Linked DNA regions of Homo sapiens: region 2 is linked to region 1. A link is an interaction called in ENCODE POLR2A ChIA-PET data of the cell type or tissue named here. Cell type or tissue: OCI-LY7. All regions are shown on one strand. Each heading gives the region's core, and the rest is flanking DNA. Links, peaks and the distances in the headings are about the cores only.

The links. ChIA-PET counts read pairs that join two places held together with the same protein. Peaks named below come from ENCODE experiments on the same cell type or tissue, not always from the same donor. Only the 100,000 strongest peaks of a DNase experiment are listed, where the experiment ranks them.
Region 2: POLR2A ChIA-PET joins it to region 1 with 10 read pairs; 4 of 35 experiments call an interaction of 5 or more read pairs at or near these places.

The regions. Positions count from the first base shown.
Region 1 is chr17:76,418,454-76,429,197 of GRCh38, forward strand. The region is part of intron 1 of UBE2O (ubiquitin conjugating enzyme E2 O); the gene reads right to left. Among named protein-coding and RNA genes, the nearest start is that of UBE2O, 29 kb to the right of the region's middle. RefSeq lists enhancers at 4,082-4,583, 4,584-5,083. In OCI-LY7, for the core only: no CTCF peak of the experiment used is centred there; DNase peaks (open chromatin) are centred at 3,965, 4,358 and 5,418; H3K4me3 peaks cover 2,323 bases; H3K27ac peaks cover 4,626 bases.
Region 2 is chr17:76,110,216-76,120,959 of GRCh38, forward strand. LOC101928447 (a long non-coding RNA gene) reads right to left here. Exons shown (of 4, transcript XR_001753019.2): 3 at 10,649-10,744; 4 at 10,121-10,239. Among named protein-coding and RNA genes, the nearest start is that of EXOC7, 12 kb to the left of the region's middle. In OCI-LY7, for the core only: no CTCF peak of the experiment used is centred there; no DNase peak of the experiment used is centred there.

The DNA of each region.
Region 1 (10,744 bases), core at 3,285-8,284:
GGAAGCCAACAGTTGGAGGAAGTTTAGATATTCAATTCAGCAGTGCTGAAAGCAAAAGACCATGAAGCTGTGGAAAATGGAGCAGCCTCCACAGGTCCCTTGGAAGGAGGAACAGGTTTTTTTTTTTTTTTTTTGAGACGGAGTCTCGCTCTGTCACCCAGGCTGGAGTGCAGTGGCGCGATCTCGGCTCACTGCAAGCTCCACCTCCTGGGTTCACGCCATTCTCCTGCCTCAGCCTCCTGAGTAGCTGGGACTACAGGCACCCGCCACCACGCCCGGCTAACTTTTTGTATTTTTAGTAGAGACAGGGTTTCACCGTGTTGGCCAGGATGGTCTTGATCTCCTGACCTCGTGATCCACCCGCGTCGGCCTCCCAAAGTGCTGGGATTACAGGCGTGAGCCACCGCGCCTGTCCGGAACAGATTTTAAGGCAGTTGTTTATCAGCTTGAAAAACACGGATTTTTCAACCCAAACCCATTGAATAAATTTCTGGGTGGAGAGATTAATGTTCCCTAGGTGAATCTGATAGTTAAAACAGTTCAACTTCTGACTGCCACGGTGACTCGCGCTGTAATACCAGTACTTTGAGAGGCTGAGCTTTGAGAATCACTTAAGCCCAGGAGTTCGAGAACCAGCCTGGGCAACCTAGTGAGACCCTATCTCTACAGATTTTTTTTTTTTAAATTAGGCCTGGTGGCTCATGCTCATGGTCTCAGCTACTTGGGGGGCTCTGGTGAGAGGATCACTTGAGCCCAGGGGGTCAAGGCTGCAGTGAGCCACGATCGCACCACTGCACTCTGGCCTGGGTGACAGAGTAAGACCCTATCTCAAAAAAAAAAAAAAAAAAAAAAAAATCCCTTTCTCCTGAAACAAAATATACTCTGACTACTTAGGAATATTTGTCTTTAATTAAAAAAAGTTTTTAAGTTTACTGCTGATATGGGGGTGTAATGAAGAAAAAAATAGAAAAAACATTTTAAGTTAAATCCAGGGATCAAGGCGTAAAAGCAAGGTGACTGAAAATAACTAAGAAAGCGAGAGTTGACTGATGCCCACCCTTCGGCACTCCCTGACACACCCTTCCTGTGGTCCAGCCCTTGGGAAAGACACAGAGGCACCAGGTCCTCAAACTGATATGGCCCCAACCTTGACCCACCTCTGCTCAGGTGGTCCAGATCCCAGCCTGGGCCAGTTTCCATGCTGACAAGAACAAGGCCCCGGGCCAGTTGCTGTCACAGTGGCAAAGAGCAGATCCCGCCAGCACGCATCCTTGGGAACCTGGTGGACATGGTTTCGCCACCTTGAAGACTTCCAGGCAGGAAGGCCATGCTGTGGCCCTGAGAACCCGATGCTCAGAGCTGTGACTAGAAGGGAGCGAGCTGGTGTGAAAGCGTGGCTCTACCCACGCGGAAACCTCAGAGTCTGAGAAAGAAGCATGCCGGCAGAAGGAGGCATGCCTGCTTGGCCCCATTCCTCGGCCATGGCCCTCGGGACCCTGGTGCTCCCTGCCCCTCCTTCATCACCTCCCTGCAACTGCGAATGCACAGAAGCATGACATAACCTTGGGGCAGCAGAAAGCTGCTGCCTCACTCCTGCCACAGCTCATGATCCGGAGCCTCACCCCTACCCAGCGCAGCAGTGGCCCCCTTCGCACCACACTCCCCCAAATGCCAAGCCTTGGCTGCTAATCAACAGCCACACTCTGAAAATGCACCGTACCTTCCTAGGCAGACTCATGCTGAAAAGGAGCCACTCAGCAGTGCTATTTTTAAAAATGCAAATATGGTAGGAAAAGGCAGTAAAAATAACACACAAGAGCCCTGATCCAAGGCCAGTTGTTTCCCCGGGGGCCAAGTTCCCACTGAAGTGGGAGCAGGGGGCTATGGAGGAGCAGGGGGCTATGGAAGTGCAGGGGGGCCTATCTTCCCACAGTGGTCCTGGCTTCCTGCATCGTTTTGTTTTCCTAATACCTGTGATTTTAGATCAATCCCAGTGGCCAGAAATGTTACAGACTCGCCCACATCTTTACCCAAACACACCACCGAGCAACCCTACATGCAGGCCAGGAGAACCTACACTAGAGGCACTGGCAGGTTTCATGACCCACCCTGGAATGACTATGTCAAAACAATGATGATTCTCCACTCCTTACAACTCTGTAACTACATCTTTGCGAGACAAACTGGGCTGGGGCGCTGCAGACATTTCTTTTTCACAGAGAAGCAGGAGCTTGATAAAGGCATGGGAAGCCAAGGAGGAAGAGACACAAGACGTCCTGGGATCGAGTGCAAGCTGGGGTCTTGCACCACCAGGTGTTGGTCCTGCCAGCATTCAAAATCGGCCTGCCACACACTGTTTATGTCTGTGGCCACAGAAAGCCCGAGACAGGCTGACCCCAGTGAGTTGGCAGGGACGGCCTTGTCACTCACCCCCCTAGACTTCCAAATGCTAACCTTGACAGTAGGAGTCCTCCCTTTCTTCAGCCCCCCACATCCCTGCAATTAGGTCAGGACAGGATCAGGTAGTCTGCTTTCTAAGCCAAGATTTCCAACAAAAATAAATACAAACACATAGCAGCATGTATTTGGGCTGAGTTCCTGGTAAAAGGCATGGATGGGAAAGTGAACAGGACTCAGCACCACCCATTTGCTAAGTGGGTGCAGTCCATCAGTACTGCAGACTTCGCTCCAAAAGGCCGTTGCTCCTCTGACAGGAAATGGGAAACTCACAGCTACAGTGAGCTCCCTAGAGCTGAGCCCAACCGTAGGGAAACACTGCAGAAAGAAGTGACGGCCTGCTGTCAGCGCTCATGGCTGACACCACATGGTCACCATTCTTCCAGATACTGAAACACTGGAGTCACCCACATTAAAGACACTAGAGCATGGAACATAATTTGAGTGACTATTTTCTTTTGTCTTTTTTTTTTTGAGACGGAGTTTCGCTCTTGTTGCCCAGGCTGGAGTGCAATGGCGTGATCTCGGCACACCATAGCCTGCTTCCCCGGTTCAAGCGATTGTCCTGCCTCAGCCTCACAAGTAGCTGGGATTACAGGCATGTGCCACCACGCCCAACTAATTTTGTATTTTTAGTAGAGATGGGGTTTCTCCATGTTGGTCAGGCTGGTCTTGAACTTCCGACCTCAGGTGATCCGCCCACCTTGGCCTCCCAAGGTGCTAGGATTACAGGCGTGAGCCACCACGCCCGGCCCTGAGTGACTATTTTCTATTTTCCCAGGGATGGAGTAATTAGCACCATTTGAGATCCATTACAACTGGTAACTGATGCCTTGGGACTGCTGGCTGAGAAGGGCTTGTGGCCTTTCTTTCATGGAGTAAATGCCACGTGCTTCCCATTTCTCCCATCCTGGCTGGCTCTATTTCCCTCAGTCACTGGGTCCCAGGAGGAAGTCAACAAGTCGCTGGCCAGGAGTCTGGAAAAGACAAGATGACGCCACCAGACTGCATCTGAGGACCCATCCCCTCTCCAATGGATCTGCATCCAGAGTGCTCAAGGACCACAAATCCCAGGTGGAGGAAAATGGGAAGATGGAGATGTCTCAAAGGATCTGCTGTGTCCTTCCTTTAAGGGACAACCAAGCCACAGGAGGGTCAGGCAGGCCTGTGGTGATGTTTTTGAGACCTCTATGTGTGATAAGTAATGGGACGTGTGCTAAGTAACCCCAAAATGCTAGTTCTCGTGGCCTCTCTCTCCGGCTTTTCCTCAATGGCTCCCAACTATTTCAGTCACTCCACTCATTCACAGCCTGAGTGGTCCTGAAAGGGAAGATGATGTGTGGAAGCACGACCTAAATGAACAACACGGGGAGAGGGCATGGGCAAAGGGCGGCTCACTTTAACCTGGCTTTTCCCAGGCTGAGCTCAAGTCCCATCTCTCCTCCAGCAAGGGCTTGACACAGACACAACCTGCTCTGTCATAAGGTCTGGGCACCCAGTGGCCTCTTCCTCCCGTTCATCATATGCTGTAGACCATCCATTCAGTTGTTCCCTCGCCCATTCAGCAAACTGAATAACCACTGGGTGGGCAGACGCTGTGCCAGATGCCAATGAAACATCTGGAACACGAGACAGTCCTGCAGGTGTCCGAGCAGGACGGAGGTTCCATCTGCAATGAAGCCGAGGCACGCCAGGCTTGGGGAGGTGTGGCCACCACAGGGAACAGCCATGGCTCAAATGTTCCCCCAGATAGCTGCACCCAAGTTTCTGCTCAGATGTCACCTCCTCAGAAGGGCTTCTCTGGCCACCCTGTCTGGAATTGCTCCTCCTCATTCTCTATCCACCTGCTTTATTTTTCTTCACAGCACTTACTGTTCCCACACCTGCAGTCTGTGTGCCCCATGGGGGTTAGAATGTGAACCACACAAGGGCAGGCACTGGGCACCAGTGCACCCCAGCAAGTGCCTGGAACACAGAAGGGTGCCTCTGAGGAGTCACTAGAGACAGCTGAAGGAAAAGCCATGGGAATTGGGAACAAGTGTCAAGAAAGGAGTGGCTAGCAATGCCTGATGCTGCTGAGAGATCCAGTGCCACGGGGAAGTGTCCCTGCTGACCTGGGCTCAGCAGTCCCAATGGGTGGCGTGGGCAGAATCCCCAATGGCGGGGCCTGGAGAACATCTGGCAATGCAGGAAACAGGAATCACAGCATGGAGCTCATTCAGGAACTACGGCTGAAGAGCAGGAAAAGGAGGAAGAGGTAGGTGAGGGGGTGGATGTGGGCTGAGGAAGGGTCTCTTTTCAAGACATTAAAAATGGGGTCAAGCTGGGCACGGTGGTACGCACCTGGAGCCCCAGCTACTCAAGAGGCTGAGGTGGGAGGATTGCTTAAGCCCAGGAATTCGACGCTGCAGTGAGCCCTGATTGTGCCAATGCACTCCAGCCTGGGTGACAAGAGTAAGACCCTATCTCTAAAAAATAAATACAGTAAAAATAAAAATGAGGGCCCGGCGTGGTGGCTCATGCCTGTAATCCCAGCACTTCGGGAGGCCGAGGTGGGAGGATCATGAGGTCAGAAGATCAAGACCATCCTGGCTAACATGGTGAAACCCAGTCTCTACTAAAAATACAAAAAATTAGCCAGGCATGGTGGCACGTACCTATAGTCCCAGCTACTTGGGGGGCTGAGGCAGGAAAATCGCTTGAACCTGGGAGGCGGAGCTTGCAGTGAGCCGAGATCACAACACTGCACTCCAGCCTGGGTGACAGAGGGACACTCCATCTCAAAATAAATAAATAAATAAATAAATAAATAAATAAAAAATAAGGTCAGGCAGGAAGCTGCCAAGGGAGAGCCTGAAGATTCAGGCCCAGGACATAATTGATAGAGGTGGCCTACGGCACAGTGTCCGCAAAGGAACCAGAACACAGGAGAGGAGACTTCCTCTCTTCACACCAGGTGGCTCTCAGCTACTTCCAGGTTGGGTTCTTTTTTTTTTTTTTTTTTTTTTTGAGACGGAGTCTCGCTCTGTCACCCAGGCTGTAGTGCTAGTGCAGCGGCGCGATCTTGGCTCACTGCAAGCTCCACCTCCCAAGTTCACGCCGTTCTCCTGCCTCAGCCTCCTGAGTAGCTGGGACTACAGGCCCCCGCCACCATGCCCAGCTAATTTTTTTGTATTTTTAGTAGAGACGGGGTTTCACCATGTTAGCCAGGATGGTCTCGATCTCCTGACCTTGTGATCCGTCCGTCTCGGCCTCCCAAAGTGCTGGGATTACAGGCGTGAGCCACCGCGCCCGGCCTTTTTTTTTTTTTTTTTTGAGACAGAATTTAACTTTTGTTGCCCAGCCTGGAGTGCAATGGCACAACCTAGGCTCACTGCAACCTCTGTCTCCCAGGTTCAAGCGATTCTCCTGTCTCAGCCTCCCCAGTAGCTGGGATTACAAGTGTGAGCCACCACACTCTGCTAATTTTTTGTATTTTTGTAGAGACAGGGTTTCACCATATTGGCCAGGCTGGTCTCGAACTCCTGACCTCACGTGATTCGCCCACCTCAGCCTCCCAAAGTGCTGGGATTACAGGCGTGAACCACCGTGCCCAGCCCACTAGTATTTTTTATATTCGTTACATTCTGAAATGGTATCTTGGATATATACTGAGTTAAATAAAACATTAAAATTAATTTCTGGCTGAGTGAGGTGGCTCATGTCTGTAATTCCAGCACTTTGGGAAGCCAAGGTGGGAGGATTGCTTGAGGCCAGGAGTTCAAGACCAGCCTGGGCAACAGAGTAAGACCCTATCTCTACATAAAAAAATGGCAGCAGGATCCCTTAAGCCAGGTGTTTGAGGTTACAATGAGCTATGATCGAGCCACTGCACTCCAGCCCGGGCAACAGAGCAAGACTCCATCCACCTCTACCTCCAAAATTAATTTCACCTGTTTCTTTTTTTTTTTTTATTTTTTATTTTTTTTTTTTGAGACAGAGTCTCGCCCTCACCCTGTCACCCAGGCTGGAGTGCAGTGGCGCGATCTCAGCTCACTGCAAGCTCCGCCTCCCAGGTTCATGCCATTCTCCTGCCTCAGCCTCCCGAGTAGCTGGGACTACAGGCACCCGCCACCACGCCCAGCTAACTTTTTTGTATTTTTAGTAGAGACGGGATTTGACCATGTTAGCCAGGATGGTCTCGATCTCCTGACCTCGTGATCCACCCGTCTGGGCCTCCTGAAGTGCTGGGATTACAGGCGTGAGCCACCGCACCCGGTTCACCTGTTTCTTTTAATGTTTTTAAAATGTGGTCACTTCTCAAGGTCCTTTCGACAAAAAAAAAAAAAAAAAAAAAAAAAGTAAAAGAAAAAAATGTGGTCACTAAAAAATTTTAAAGGACCTACTTGGCTCATATTGTATTTTTTTAAATAATAGTTTAGCTTAATTGTATCAAAACAATGCATGCCTAAGTTAAAAAAAAAACATAGTACTAAAAGGCTTAACAAAAACAGGCAGTCCCCCATCTTACCCTCTCAACTGTGCTCTTTTGAAGCAAATACTTTTTAATTTTTTAGCTGTTTGAATATTTACCTCCATACATATAAACAACATGCTTGCACCCTAATTCCTAACTTATTATAGACATTATCTATTGACGTCCTGTTTTGGTACCTGATGACCTAACTCTTACCCTCCCCTCTGAAGCCCTTTGCCTGTACTCCATCCTTTCAACAGTTCCACTGCATTAATTGAAAAATCTAAATGTGTTATGATGGAGGACAGAGCTCACAGCTGAACCAAGTGGTGTTCCGTGTCCTCACACAACTATGTACATATTGATACTTTTGTCAAATACCTATCCATAACTTTTCTAAATATCTTCAAATTACCTACAAATTATCGATCAGGTATCTTTGGGCTTTGTGTCTTTTTCTTGTCGATCTCTCTCCCTCCTGCAGAATTCCATCCTGTCTCTCTAACTCAGACTTTCCTCTGCCGCTCACCTGTGTCAGATCCCGTTTCCTGGATCCTGGGAAAAGTCCCTGGTTTTGGTGAAGAACAACTCCTTCTATCTCCTCCCCACAAGAGGTTCACAGGAGGCACTTTTTTTCCAGCCCTTACATGCCTAAAAGGAGGGTCTCACTCTGTCACCTAGGCTGGAGTGTAGTGGTGTGATCATGGTTCACTGCAGCCTCAACCTCCTGGGCTCAAATGATCCTCTTACTTCAGCCTCCTGAGTAGCTGGGACTACAGATGCACAACACCACACTTGGCTAATTTTTGTATTTTTTTGTAGAGACAGGGTTTTGCCATGTTTCCCAGGCTGGTCTCGAACGGGGCTCAAGCGATCCTCCTGTCTTGGCTTCCCAAAGTGCTGGGATTACAGGCGTGAACCACCATGCCCAGCCAAAAGAACTTTTTTCTACTCTACTTGACGTAGTTGGGCTGGATACGGAATTCTCTCAGAATGTTGCAGGATTTGCTCTGCTGTCTTCCAGTCTGAGTACCTGTCTTAACTGGCACATATAATTGTTTACTTTCATTGTGATCCATGTGGATTTATTTCTACTACCTTTAGGGCTTTCTGGCTACCATATTTTTTCTTTGCTCTCTTTCTTTTAGACAAATGACCTAGTTTTAAAATTCCATATTTTTACCCTCTGTGAGTTTGAAAGCTTTAAACACTATTTCTATTCTTTTGGTGGTTACCCTTAAAATTGGAACATGTCTACTTGACTCAGAAAGTTTGAAGTCAATCAATATCCCTCCTACACTTCCCAAACAGTTCAAAGAACTTAAGAGTGTGTTCATTCAAATCACCCCCTCACTGATTTCCATTTTTTGTTGGGACTTTGGTTTTTAATCCTCTCCAAATTAGTGACGATCACTTTCAGAAGCGAATGCTTATTCAGATTTACCTGCACTTCCCAACGCCTCTGGATACCATTACTGTCCGCATTTCTCCTTTCTCCTTACTTCCTTCTTCCCGAAGTACAGCGAAGGTCTCTTAGTAAATACAACTTTTTTTTTTTTCTGTGAAAATGTCCTTATTTGTTCCCATTATTGAACGATAATTTAAGCTGGTTGCTGAAAACTAAGCCAACAACTGATTTTCCTTAGCACACTGAAGATTTTACTTCCTTATGGCCTCTACTGTTGCTACTTGGCATTTCCTGAGTTTCACTGTTGAACCTGGGGAGTAATCTGCCTTTCTTCTCAAGCTGCCTTTAGGATGCTATTTTTCCCACTGGGCCCTCATACCACCATCCATGTTTGTAATGTCTCTTCCTCACAAGCATCTCTTTTATCTCTGCAGAATTCTAACTAACTTCTGCAGATCTGTTTTCCAGTTCCCATAGTTCTCTCTTGAGAATTTATGCTATTTGCTGTTTAACATTTCCACTGGGGTTTTAACTCAATGTTTTCACTCTAGAGGCTTTATTTGATTCTTTAAAAAATAATCCCTTTTAAGATGTATTCTGTCTTATTCTTTCCTTTGACATCTATTTCTTCTTTTAGCCCTTCAATCACTTTAGACATTTCTATTATAATCTCTTCTATTATTTGAATTCTCATGTTGAGAATCTTGTGTTTGTTGTGATCGCTGACTCATGTTCTAATTTCTACATGCTTGGTAATTTCCTAGAACAAGCTCATCATCTGTGGGCATCCTAGGATTCCAAAAGGCCTGTACTGTGCAAGGGTCACTCTAGAAAAGTTCTGCCTTTGTTCTGCAAGCAAGAAGCTTCAGGGGTATCGCCAGTCTGCTGGCTGGTCTGGTGCCAGCTCGGGCATTCCTGCAACATGTAGATGTTATAAACACAGACTTAGAACTTGGATGTTTTCCACTGTTCACAGAAGACTTCCTCCAACACAATCCAGAGTGTGGGGCAATGATCAGCTCCCTTGACATTTCTCTGATCCCATGGGGGAAATTTTCTTGCATCCCTTTTACCTGGGAATGGCTCTTTTGAGGGGATTTCTGTTTCAACTCCATGCTTCACGTGTTCATGCAAATCCAAACCTCTATTATTGTTAGGGTCGATTTCAGGGTCCAATGAACCCACCTTGCCCCTCCCCAGAGCTGCCTACTCTGCTCTGGCTTTATATTCCTGCTTTGCTTTCGGTTCTCTGTTTTTCTTTCTTATTCTGTTGTTATAGCTTATATAGCATTTTAAGTGATTGTAATGGGAGCGGTTCTAACTTTAGCTCAAGCTACCATGTCACTGAAACAGGAAATCCACCCCATTGTCTTCTGGCTTCCAATGAGGTTGAAAAATCCAATCCATCTTCATTCCCAGTCTTTTGTATGTGACCCGTTTTTGCTCTTCGGAAGCTTTATGCCCAGTGCTCTGGAATCACACAATGTGCCACAGGACATTTTCCATTTACCATTTTTGAAACTTATGACTGTCCATTCTGAAATAATTCTTGTTTCTCTGATACATTATGGTCCTTAATTTTCCCTTTCTCTCTTTATAGACTTCCTAGATGTCAGACGTTTTTAATCTGTTTCCTGGGAGCCTTCGTCAACTTCAAAGAAAAAGTAATGGTTTTAATTTCCGAGAACTCTTTCTTGTTCTGATTTTTATAGTAACTTTTTATTTCATGGATAAAATATTGGCTCTTCTTTCTGAGTATATTTGCCATGTGCTTTAAGGCTTTCTCCTACCTGAATCAGCTCTGATTCCTCGGAGATACATTTTTCTCTTTGCTTTCTCTGGCCTCTACCTTCCATACTGGAAGCTTTCTGAACATATCCAGTTATTCTTGGCATCCATTCCTATTTAAAAGTGAGGCAATAAGAGATCTTTGTGGTGATGGAAGAGTTGTGTATCTTGACTGCTGTTACATGTGGTTACATGAATCCACAGATGTGATAAAGGGTGTGAAACTGTATGCACATATTGTGTACCCATGTCAATTCCCTGATTTTCATATTGTCTGTGATTATATAAGACATGACCATCAAGGGAAACTGCATGAAGGGTAGAGGGGACCCCTCTACTATTTTTTTTTTTTTTTTTGAGATGGAGTCTTGCTCTGTCGCCCAGGCTGGAGTGCAGTGGCATGATCTTGGTTCACTGCAACCTCTGCCTCCTGGGTTCAAGCAATTCTCCTGCCTCAGCCTCCCGAGTAGCTGGGATTACGGGCGCATGCCACCATGCCCGGCTAATTTTTGTATTTTTAGTAGAGACGGGGTTTAACCATGTTGGCCAGGCTGGTCTCGAACTCCTGACCTCGTGATCTGCCCGCCTCGGCCTCCCAAAGTGCTGGGATTACAGGCATGAGCCACCGCGTCCAG
Region 2 (10,744 bases), core at 2,156-7,155, 310 kb before region 1:
TTTTTTTTTTGTATTTTTAGTAGAGATGGGGTTTCACCGTGTTAGTCAGGATGGTCTCGATCTCCTGACGTCGTGATCTGCCCGCCTCGGCCTCCCAAAGTGCTGGGATTACAGGCATGAGCCACCGCGTCCGGCCTCTACAAAAAATTTTTAAAAAGAGAAAAAATTCAATGATAGGAAAATAAACACCTGATTAAAACAGAGACAAAAGATCTGAACAGACACCTCACCAGAGAAGATATGCAGATGACAAACAAACATATGAAAAGATGCTCAGCATCAGATGTCAGTAGGGAATTGCAGGTTTTTTTGTGGTTTTTTTTTTTTTTTTTTTTTTTTTTTGAGACAGGGTCTCACTCTGTCACCCAGGCTGGAGTGCAGTGGTACAATCATGGCTCACTGCAGCCTTGACCTCCCACCTCAGCCTCCCAAGTAATTGGGATTACAGGCGCCCTCCACCATGCCTGGCTAATTTTTGTGTTTTTTTAAGTAGAGATGGGGTTTCACCACATTGGTCAGGTTGGTCTCGAACTCCTGACCTCAGGTGATCCACCTGCCTCAGCCTCCCAAAGTGCTGGGATTACAGGTGTGAGCCACTGAGCCCGGCCTTTTTTTTTTTTTTTTTTTTTTTAAATTCAAGATCTTGCTCTGTGGCTCAGGCTGAAGTGCAGTTGCATGATTATGGGTGCCCCAGCCTCCCAAGTAGCTGAGACTACAGGAACTCACCACCGCCCCCGGTTAATTTAAAATTTTTTTATGGAGACAGGATCTTGCTTTGTTGCCTACGCTGATCACAAACTCCTGGTCTCAAGTCTACCTTGGCCTCGGGATTATGCTGGGATTACAAAAATGAGCCACCATGCCCAGCTGGGACCTGCAAATTTAAACAACAATGAGATGCCACTACACGGCTATCACCATGGCTAAAATCCAAAACACTGAGAACACCAAATGCTGGTGAGAGTGTGGAGCAACAGGAGTTCTCACTCATTACTGGTAGGAATGCAAAATGCTATAGCCACTTTGGAAGACAGTGTGGCAGTTTTTAGAAAGCTAAACGTACTCTTACCATATGATCCGGGAATCGTGTTGCTTGCTATTTATCCAAATGAGTTGAAAATTTACATCCACACAAAAACCTACACAAGAATGTTTATAGCAGCCTTATTCATCACTGCCGAAAATTGGAAGCAATTGACATCCTTTACTAGGTGAATAGATAAGCAAACTAAGGTACATTCATATAAGATATACTATTAGGCCAGGCGCGGTGGCTCACGCCTGTAATCCCAGCACTTTGGGAGGCCAAGGCGGGCAGATCACAAGGTCAGGAGTTCGAGACCAGCCTGGCCGACATGGTGAAACCCTGTCTGTACTAAAAACACAAAAATTAGCTGGATATGATGGTGGGTGCCTGTAATCCCAGCTACTCGGGAGGCTGAGGCAGGAGAATTGCTTGAACCTGGGAGGCAGAGGATGCAGTGAGCCAAGATTGCGCCACTGCACTCCAGCCTAGGTGACAAACAAGACTCCAGCTCAAAAAAAAAAAAAAAAAAGATATACTATTAAGCAGCCAGGTATGGTGGTGGCTCACGCCTGTAATCCCAGCAGTTTGGGAGGCTGAGGTGGGTTGATCACCTGAGGTCAGGAGTTTGAGACCAGCCTGGCCAACATGGTGAAACTCCATCTCTACTAAAAATGCAAATATTATCTGGGTGTGGTGGTGCGTGCCTGTAATCCCAGCTACTGGGGAGGCTGAGGCAGGAGAATCACTTGAACCTGGGAGACAGAGGTTGCAGTGAGTAGAGGTTGCACCACTGCACTCCAGCCTGAGTAACAGAACAAGACTCCATCTCAAAAAAAAGAAAAAAAAAAGACATATTATTCAGAGATAGGAAATGAGCTAGCAAGCCACAAAAAGCCATAAAGGAACCTCAAATGAATATTAATCAGTGAAGAAGCCAATCCGAAAAGGCAACATACTGTATGATTTCAACCATGTGACATTCTGGAAAAGGCAAAACCATGGAGACATTGAAGTGATCAATGATTGCCAAGGGTTTGCGGGGTTGGGGGAGGGAGACAGAGGGAGGAAGGGAGGGATGAGTTGGTGGAGCACAGATGATTTTTAGGGTGATGGACCACGCTGTATGATACTGTAATTGTGGATATTGACATTATGCAATTGGCAAAACACACAGAACTATATAACACAAAGCACAAACCCCATTTTAAACTATGGACTTTAAGGAAACAATTAACAAAGTGAAGAGACAACTCACAGAATGGGAGAAATATTTGCCAACTAGCTATCTGACGGGATTTAGTAATGGGAATATATAAGGAGCTCAAACAATTCTATGGGAAAAAAAATCTAATAATACAACCAAAAATGGGCAAAAGATCTGAATAGACATTTCTTAAAAGGCGATATACAAATGGCAAACAGATATATGAAAAGGTGCTCAACATCATTGATCATCAGAGATGCAAATCAAAATTATAATGAGGTATTTTCTCACCCCAGTTAAAATGGCTTTTATCCAAAGGACAGGCCATAACAAATGCTGGTGAGGATGTGGAGAAAAGGGTACCCTCGTACACTGTTGGTGGCAATGCGAATTAGTATAACTCCTATGGAACAGTATGGAGGTTCCTCAAAAAACTAAAAATAGAGCCACCAGGTGATCCAGCAATCCCACTGGTAGGTATATACCCAAAAGAAAGGAAATCAATATATTGAAAAGATATCTATACTCCCGTGTTTATTGCAGCACTATTCACAACAGCTAAGAATTGGAAGCAACCTGTGTCCCCACTCAAATCTCATCTTGAATTATAGTTCCCATAATCCCCATATGTCATGGGAGGGACCCAGTGGGAGGTAATTGAATGACAGGGGCGGATTTTTCTGTTTTTGTTTTGTTTTGTTTCTTTTGAGACGGAATCTCACTCTGTCACCCAGGCCGGAGTGCAGTGGCGTGATCTTGGCTCACTGCAACCTCCGCCTCTTGGGTTCATGTAATTCTCTGCCTCAGCCTCCTGAATAGCTGGGATTGCAGGTGCCCACCTCCATGCCTGGCTAATTATTTTAGGGGTAGGTTTTTCCTGTGCTCTTCTCGTGATAGTGAGTAAGTCTCATGAGATCTGATGGTTTCACAAAGGGCAGTTCCCCTGTACACACTTTCCTTGCCTGCCACCATGTAAGATGTGCCTTTTCTCCTCCTTCGCCTTCTTCCATGATTGTGAGGCCTCCCCAGCCACGTGAAACTGAGTCCATTAAACCTCTTTTTCTTTATAAATTACCCAGTCTTGGGTATTTCTTCACAGTGGTATGAAATGGACTAATACACTAAGTGTCCATCAACAAACAAATGGATAAAGAAAATGTGGTTCATATACACCTGGGAGTACTAGTCACCCATAAAAAAGAATGAGACCCTGTCATTTGCAATAACTTGGATGGAGCAGGAGGTCATTGTGTTACGTGAAATAAGCCAGGCACAGAAAGAAAAACTTCATGTGTTCTCACTTATTTGTGGGAGCTAAAACTTAAAAGAATGGAACTCATGGAGATAGAGAGCAGAGGCTGGGAAAAGTAATGGTGGGGAAAGAGGGAGAAGGGGGGCTGGTTAATGTGCACAAAAATATAATTAGCTAGAATGAATAAGACCTAGTATTTGATAGCACAATAGGGTGATTACAGTCAATAATAATTTATTGTACATTAAAAATAACTATGGGCGGCCGGGCGCAGTGGCTCACGCCTATAATCCCAGCACTTTGAGAGGCTGAGGCGGGCGGATCATGAGGTCAGGAGATCGAGACCAGCCTGGCTAACACGGTGAAACCCCATCTCCACTAAAAACACAAAAAATTAGCCAGGCATGGTGGCGGGGCGCCTGTAGTCCCAGCTACTCGGGAGGCTGAGGCAGGAGAATGGCATGAACCCGGGAGGTGGAGCTTGCAGTGAGCCAAGATCGCGCCACTGCACTCCAGCCTGGGCGAAGAGTGAGACTCCGTCTCAAAAAAAAAAAAAAAACTATGGGCCGGGCATGGTGGCTCACACCTGTAATCCCAACACTTTGGGAGGCCGAGGCGGGTAGATCACCTGAAGTCAGGAGTTCGAGACCAGCGTGGCCAACATGGTGAAACCCTGTCTCTACTAAAAATACAAAAATTAGCCAGGCGTGGTGGCGGGCACCTGTAATCCCAGCTACTCGGGAGGCTGAGGCAGGAGAATTGCTTGAACCCAGGAGGCGGAGGTTTCAGTGAGCCGAGATCATTCCACTGCACTCCAGCATGGGTGACACAGCGAGACTCCATATCAAAAAATAAAATAAATAAAAATAACTGAAAGAGTATAATTGGGCCGGGTGCAGTGGCTTACGCCTGTAATCCCAGCACTTTGAAAGGCTGAGGCAGGCGGATCACTTGAGGCTAGGAGTTCGAGACCAGCCTGGCCAACATGGCAAAACCATGTCTCTACTAAAAAATACAAAAATTAGCCAGACATGGTGGCAGGCGCCTGTAGTCCCAGCTACTCGGGAGGCTGAGGCAGGAGAATCGCTTGAACCTGGGAGGCGGAGGTCGCAGTGAGCATCTGAGATGGCACCACTGCACTCCAGCCTGGGCAACAGAGAGAGATGCTGTCTCAAAAAAAAAAAAAAAAAGAAAAGAAAAGAAAAAAAGAGTATAATTGGATTGTTTGTAACACAAAGAAAGGATAAGTGCTTGAGGTGATGGACACTCCATTTACCCTGATGTGATTATGCCTGTATCAAGATATCTCATGTAACCCATAAATATATATACCTACTACGTACCCACAAAAATTAAAAAAAGATTTTTAGAAATAAAAAGTAAACTATGGGCTTTAGTTAATAATAATGTATCAATCAATTTGTCCATCAGTTGTAGTAAATGTACCACACTCATTCAAGTTATTTATTTATTTAGAGACAGGGTCCAGCTCTGTCACCCAGGCTGGAGTTCAGTGGCCCAATCATAGCTCACTGCAACCTCGAGTGTGTGCCATCACACTCAGCTAATTATTTAATTGTTTTGTAGAGATGGGGTCTTGCTATATTGTCCAGGCTGGTCACAAACTCCTGGGCTCAATTAATCATCTCGCCTCAGCCTCCTAAAGCTCTGGGGTTACAGGCATAAGCCACCACTTCCGGCCTTGCTAGTTCTTAATAATAGTGGAAACTGAGGGACAGGGAGCAGGAGGAGATATATGACAACTCTATCCTTTCTGCATGATTTTTTTTTCTGTAAACCTGAAGCTGCTCTAAAACATGTCTGTTGGGCACAATAACTCACACCTGTAATCTCAGAGTTTTGGGAGGCCGAGGTGGGAGGATCATTTGAGGCCAGGAGTTCGAGACCAGCCTGGGCAACATAGCGAGACCCCATCTCTATAAAAAATAAAAAATTAGCCAGGCATGGTAGCATGTGCCTGTAGTCCCAGCTACTCAGGAGAATGAGGCAGGAGGATGGCTTGAGCCCAGGAGTTGGAGGCGGCAGTGAGCTATGACTGTGCCACTGCACTCCAGCTTGGGTGACAGAGCGAAGCCCTATCTCAAAAAAATAAAAAAAAGTCTAAGAAAAAAATTTTTAGGCCAGGTGCGGTGGCTCACGCCTGTAATCCAAGCACTTTGGGAAGCTGAGGCAAGTGGATCACGAGGTCAGGGGTTCGAGACCAGCCTAGCCAGCATGGTGAAACCCTGTCTCTACTAAAAATACAAAAATTAGCTGGGCATGGTGGCCTGCACCTGTAGTCCCAGCTACTCAGGAGGCTGAGGTGGAGAATCGCTTGAACCCGGGAGGTAGGAGGTTGCAGTGAGCTAAAATCATGCCACTGCACTCCAGCCTGGGCGACAGAGTGAGACTCTGTCTCAAAAAAAAAAAAATTTTTTTTTTAAATGACATCTCAGGTTAAAACTGCCTGTTTAATGCACTTTGTCCTTTTTCGTTTGCTTGTTTTTGAGATAGGGTCTAGCTCTGTTGCCCAGGCAGGAGTGCAGTGGGGGATCTTGGCTCACTGCAACCTCTGCCTCCCAGGCTTAAGCCATCCTCCCACCTCACCCTCCCAAGTATCTGGGACTACAGGCATGTGCCACCATGCCCGGCTAATTTTTGTATTTTTTTATAGAGACAGGGTTTCACCATGTTGCCCAGGCTGGTATAGAACTCCTGGGCTCAAAAGATCCTTTCACCTCAGCCTCCCAAATTGCTGGGATTATAGGCGTGAGCCACCATGCCCAGCCCTTTGTCCATTTTATATAATGATGTTCATATTTTCTTACTAAATTTTCAGAATTCTTTATATACTATTTTTTAATTTTTTTTTTTTTGAGACAGAGTCTCGCTCTGTCGCCCAGGCTGGAGTGCAGTGGTGCAATCTTGGCTCACTGCAAGCTCCACCTCCCAGGTTCACGCCATTCTCCTGCCTCAGCCTCCAACTAGTTGGGACTACAGGTGCCTGCCACCACACCTAGCTAATTTTTTCTATTTTTTAGTAGAGATGAGGTTTCACCGTGTTAGCCAGGATGGTCTCGATCTCCTGACCTCATGATCCGCCCGCCTTGGCCTCCCAAAGTGCGGGATTACAGGCGTGAGCCACCATGCCTGGCCTCCTATTTTTAAATTTTATTATTATTATTATTATTTGAGATGGAGTCGTGCTCTTGTCGCCCAGGCTGGAGTGCAGTGGCCTGATCTCAGCTCACTGCAACCTCCACCTCCTGCATTCAAGCTTCTCCTCCCTCAGCCTCCTGAGTAGCTGGGATTACAGGTGCCCACCACCACCCCGGCTAATTTTTGTACTTTTAGTAGAGACGGGGTTTTGCCATGTTGGCCAGGCTGGTCTTGAACTCCTGACCCCAGGTGATCCGCCCATCTCTGCCTCCCAAAGTGCTGGGATTACAGGCGTGAGCCACCGTGCCCGGCCTATTTTATTATTATTATTTCTTGAGGCAGTCTCGCTCTGTTGCCCAGGCTGGAGTGCAGTGGCGTGATCTCGGCTTACTGCAACCTCTGCCTCCAGAGTTTAAGCGATTCTCATGCCTCTGCCTCCTGAGTAGCTGGGATTACAGGCACCTGCCACCACGAATGGCTATTTTTTTTTTTTTTTTTTGTATTTTAGTAGAGATGGGGTTTCACCATGTTGGCCAGGTTGGTTTCAAAATCCTGACCCCAAGTGATCCACCCACTTCGGCCTCCCAAAGTGTTAGGATTACGGGCATTAGCCACTGCACCCAGCCAATTCTTTGGCCGTTAAAGAATATTATTTAATCATTTATATGAAAATCTTTTTCTTATTTTTTCCCATTTTCATTATCATGTGGGCCAGGCATGGTGGCTCACGCTTATAATCCCAGCACTTTGGGAGGCCATTTCGGGTGGATTCCCTGAGTTTAGGAGTTTGAGACCAGCATGGTCAACATGGCAAAACCCTGTCTCTGCAAAAAATACAAAAATTAGGTGGGTCCCAGCTACTTGGGAAGCTAAGGCGGGAGAATTGCTTGAACCTGAAAGGTTGAGAGTGCAGTGAACGTTGATTGTGCCACTGCATTGCAGCCTGGGTGACAGAGCAAGGCCCTGTCTTGAAAAAAATAAAAATATGCGGTTTAATTTCATTTATTGTTGCTATTTTGTGCTAGTGGAGTTTTAATTCTTTCATTTGTTCATGTTTTATTTATGATTTATGTTTATCAGACTTTCTTTCTTTTTTCTTTTTTTTTTTGAGATGGAGTCTCGCTCTGTTGCCCAGGCTGGAGTGCAGTGGTGCGATCTCGGCTCACTGCAACCTCTGTCTCCTGGGTTCAAGCGATTCTCCTGCCTCGGCCTCCTGAGTAGCTGGGACTACAGGTGCACGCCACCATGCCCAGTTAATTTTTGTATTTTTAATTTTTGTAATTTGTAAAAATTTTTGTTTTTGTATTTTTAGTAGAGACGGGGTTTCACCACGTTGCCAGGATGGTCTTGATCTCTTGACCTTGTGATTTGCCCACCTTGGTCTCCCGAAGTGTTGGGATTACAGGCGTGAGCCACCATGCCTGGCCATTCATACTTTCTGTTTTACAGCTTTTTGGTTTTGTGTCTTGCTTAGAAAAGCTTATCCCAGGCAGGGCGCGGTGGCTCATACCTGTAATCCCAGCACTTTGAGAGACCGAGGTAGGCAGATCACCTGATGTGAGCAGTGTGAGACCAGCCTGGCCAACATGGTGAAACCCCGTCTCTACTAAAAATACAAAAATTAGCTGGGCCTGGTGCCGCACGCCTGTAATCCCAGCTACTCAGGAAGCTGAGGCAGGAGAATCGTTTGAACCGAGATCATTCCACTGCACTCCAACTGGGAAGACAGAATGAGACTCTGTCTGAGGAAAAAAAAAAAAAAAGCTTAGCTTGGGATAAATAAAACACCTGTGTTCTTTTCTCGTACTTTTTTTTTTTTAAGTTTATATTACTGAGCCATCTGAGTTTTTTCGCAGTCTGGATACCGTTTCTTCCATGTAGATATCTGGATCTATTTCTTGGGTGTATTCTGTTCCATTGAATTGCTTTTGCATATTTCAGCAACAGTACCAAACCAGTTAAAGCAAAAAAGCTTTTTAACTTAATTATTCATTTAATATTTGGTGAGGGATATATCTTTCATGGTTTTTTATTTTCCCCCCTCCTAAAAAAAGTCCTGGATAGTCTACTTTTTTTTTTGAGACGGAGTCTCGCTCTGTCGCCCAGGAGGGAGTGCAGTGGCGTGATCTCGGCTCACTGCAAGCTCCGCCTCCCGGGTTCACGCCATTCTTCTGCCTCAGCCTCCCGAGTAGCTGGGACTACAGGTGTCCGCCACTACGCCAGCTAATTTTTTGTATTTTTAGTAAAGATGGGGTTTCACCGTGTTAGCCAGGATGGTCTCGATCTCCTGACCTCGTGATCCGCCCGCCTCGGCCTCCCAAAGTACTGGGATTACAGGCGTGAGCCACAGCGCCCGGCCTGGATAGTCTACTTTTGTTCTTTTTTTTTCAGGTGAACTTTAAATTCATTTTCACAGCTACAAATTGAATGTCCCCTAAGCAAACTGGTTTGAATTCAGGTCCTTATAGAGTCTGGGGCATCACTGAGGAATCATGCCTGCTTGAGGGGTGGAGGCAAAGTGTGAGCAAGGTGAGGGGGTGCTGGAAGCCAGAAGCTTCCTGCGGAGCCTGTGAGGTGCCCACAGAGCAGGGTCCACTGCCCGGAAGGATCACTGGACCTCACAGGCAGAGCTGGAGGGAGGAAAGGCTAAGCCAGCAGAAGCCCCGCTGGGGGAGATCAAAGACAAGCATGGGCAACAGGTCTTCACAGCTGAGTGACACAAACAAGAGGGGTGCCGGGCCAGGGCTGATGGAATTGCCATGCGTGACCAGAAGGCTCAGCGGGGCCTCTAAAGGGCACCTCCCCAGCACCTGGCCTTGGCCCGACCCAGAGGGTGTTCAGGGTACCCAGTAAATCTATGATGAGCAAATAAACAAGTGCATGAAGGCTAACTCCAGGAGGAGGAGGAGGGGCGAGGAAGGAGGATCAAAGGGATGGCGTACACGTCCCAGGGAAGGCAAAGTGAAGGAGGTCGGGGTGCAGTATTTTTTTTTTTTGAGACAGAGTCTCACTATGTCACCCAGGCTGGAGTGCAGTGGCACGATCTCGGTTCACTGCAACCTCTGCCTGCTGGGTTCAAGCAATTCTCCTGTCTCAGCCTTCCGAGAAGCTAGGACTACAGGCACCCACCACCATGCCCAACTAATTTTTTTGTATTTTTAGTGGAGACAGGGTTTCACCATATTGGTCAGGCTAGTCTCGAACTCCTGACCTCAAGTGATCTACCTGCCTTGGCCTCCCAAAGCGCCGGAATTACAAGCGTGAGCCACCAAGCCCAGCCGAGGGTGCAGCTTTTGAGGCAACTGAGAGCCTCTTTGACCTGAGAATCACAGCAACATACTTGTGGGCAGCAGAAACACCCAGGCCAGGAGATACATTGGGAGGAATCTTTATCCCTTCCTGCTTCTCTTGTGGCCAGAGACCTGCACACTCTGTCCCACCCCCACACCTCCCATACCAATTTCTCAGCTTACCCAAGGCAGGTTCCAGGAGAAGGCTGTGGGGCAGGAAGGATTTGGGCTCTGAGATAGGTACTGCGGACACATGTTCCCATGGGAGAATGTTGCACGTGGCAGCTGATTTCTGTCCAAATCACAGCTGAATGGCAGAGTGGAGGAAAAAGAACCCAGGTGTGAGGCCAGACAGGCCCGTCTGATCCCAGCCCTGCCCCTAATTAGCCCTGTGACTTCTGAATAACACACCACAAAGGCCCCTTGGATTTGAGGTAAATTAAGTGACATGGCGCATATAAAAGGCCTGGTACCTAGTAGGTGCTCAAGAAATGTTAGCCGGTGCCCACTCCAGTTCTTCCCTGGCCTTTCCAGCTGTAGTTGGAGTACGTTAGGAACAAAATCGGCTTCTGCAGCTAATGATCACTGCTTAGAAATGTGTTCTGAGTTCTGATCAATTTATCCAGAACCCGTGGAACCCCTCACCTCCTCTTATCTGCCCCCAAACAGTCCTGAGTCATTGACAGCATCTTGAACCTCCTGGCCCCTGGACTCACCCAGTGAGGCCATTCGTGAAGATCAAAGAAACGAAATCACCAGGCAGTGATACCAGGGCTGGATAGTCACCTTCTGGCACCTTTTAGACATCTCTC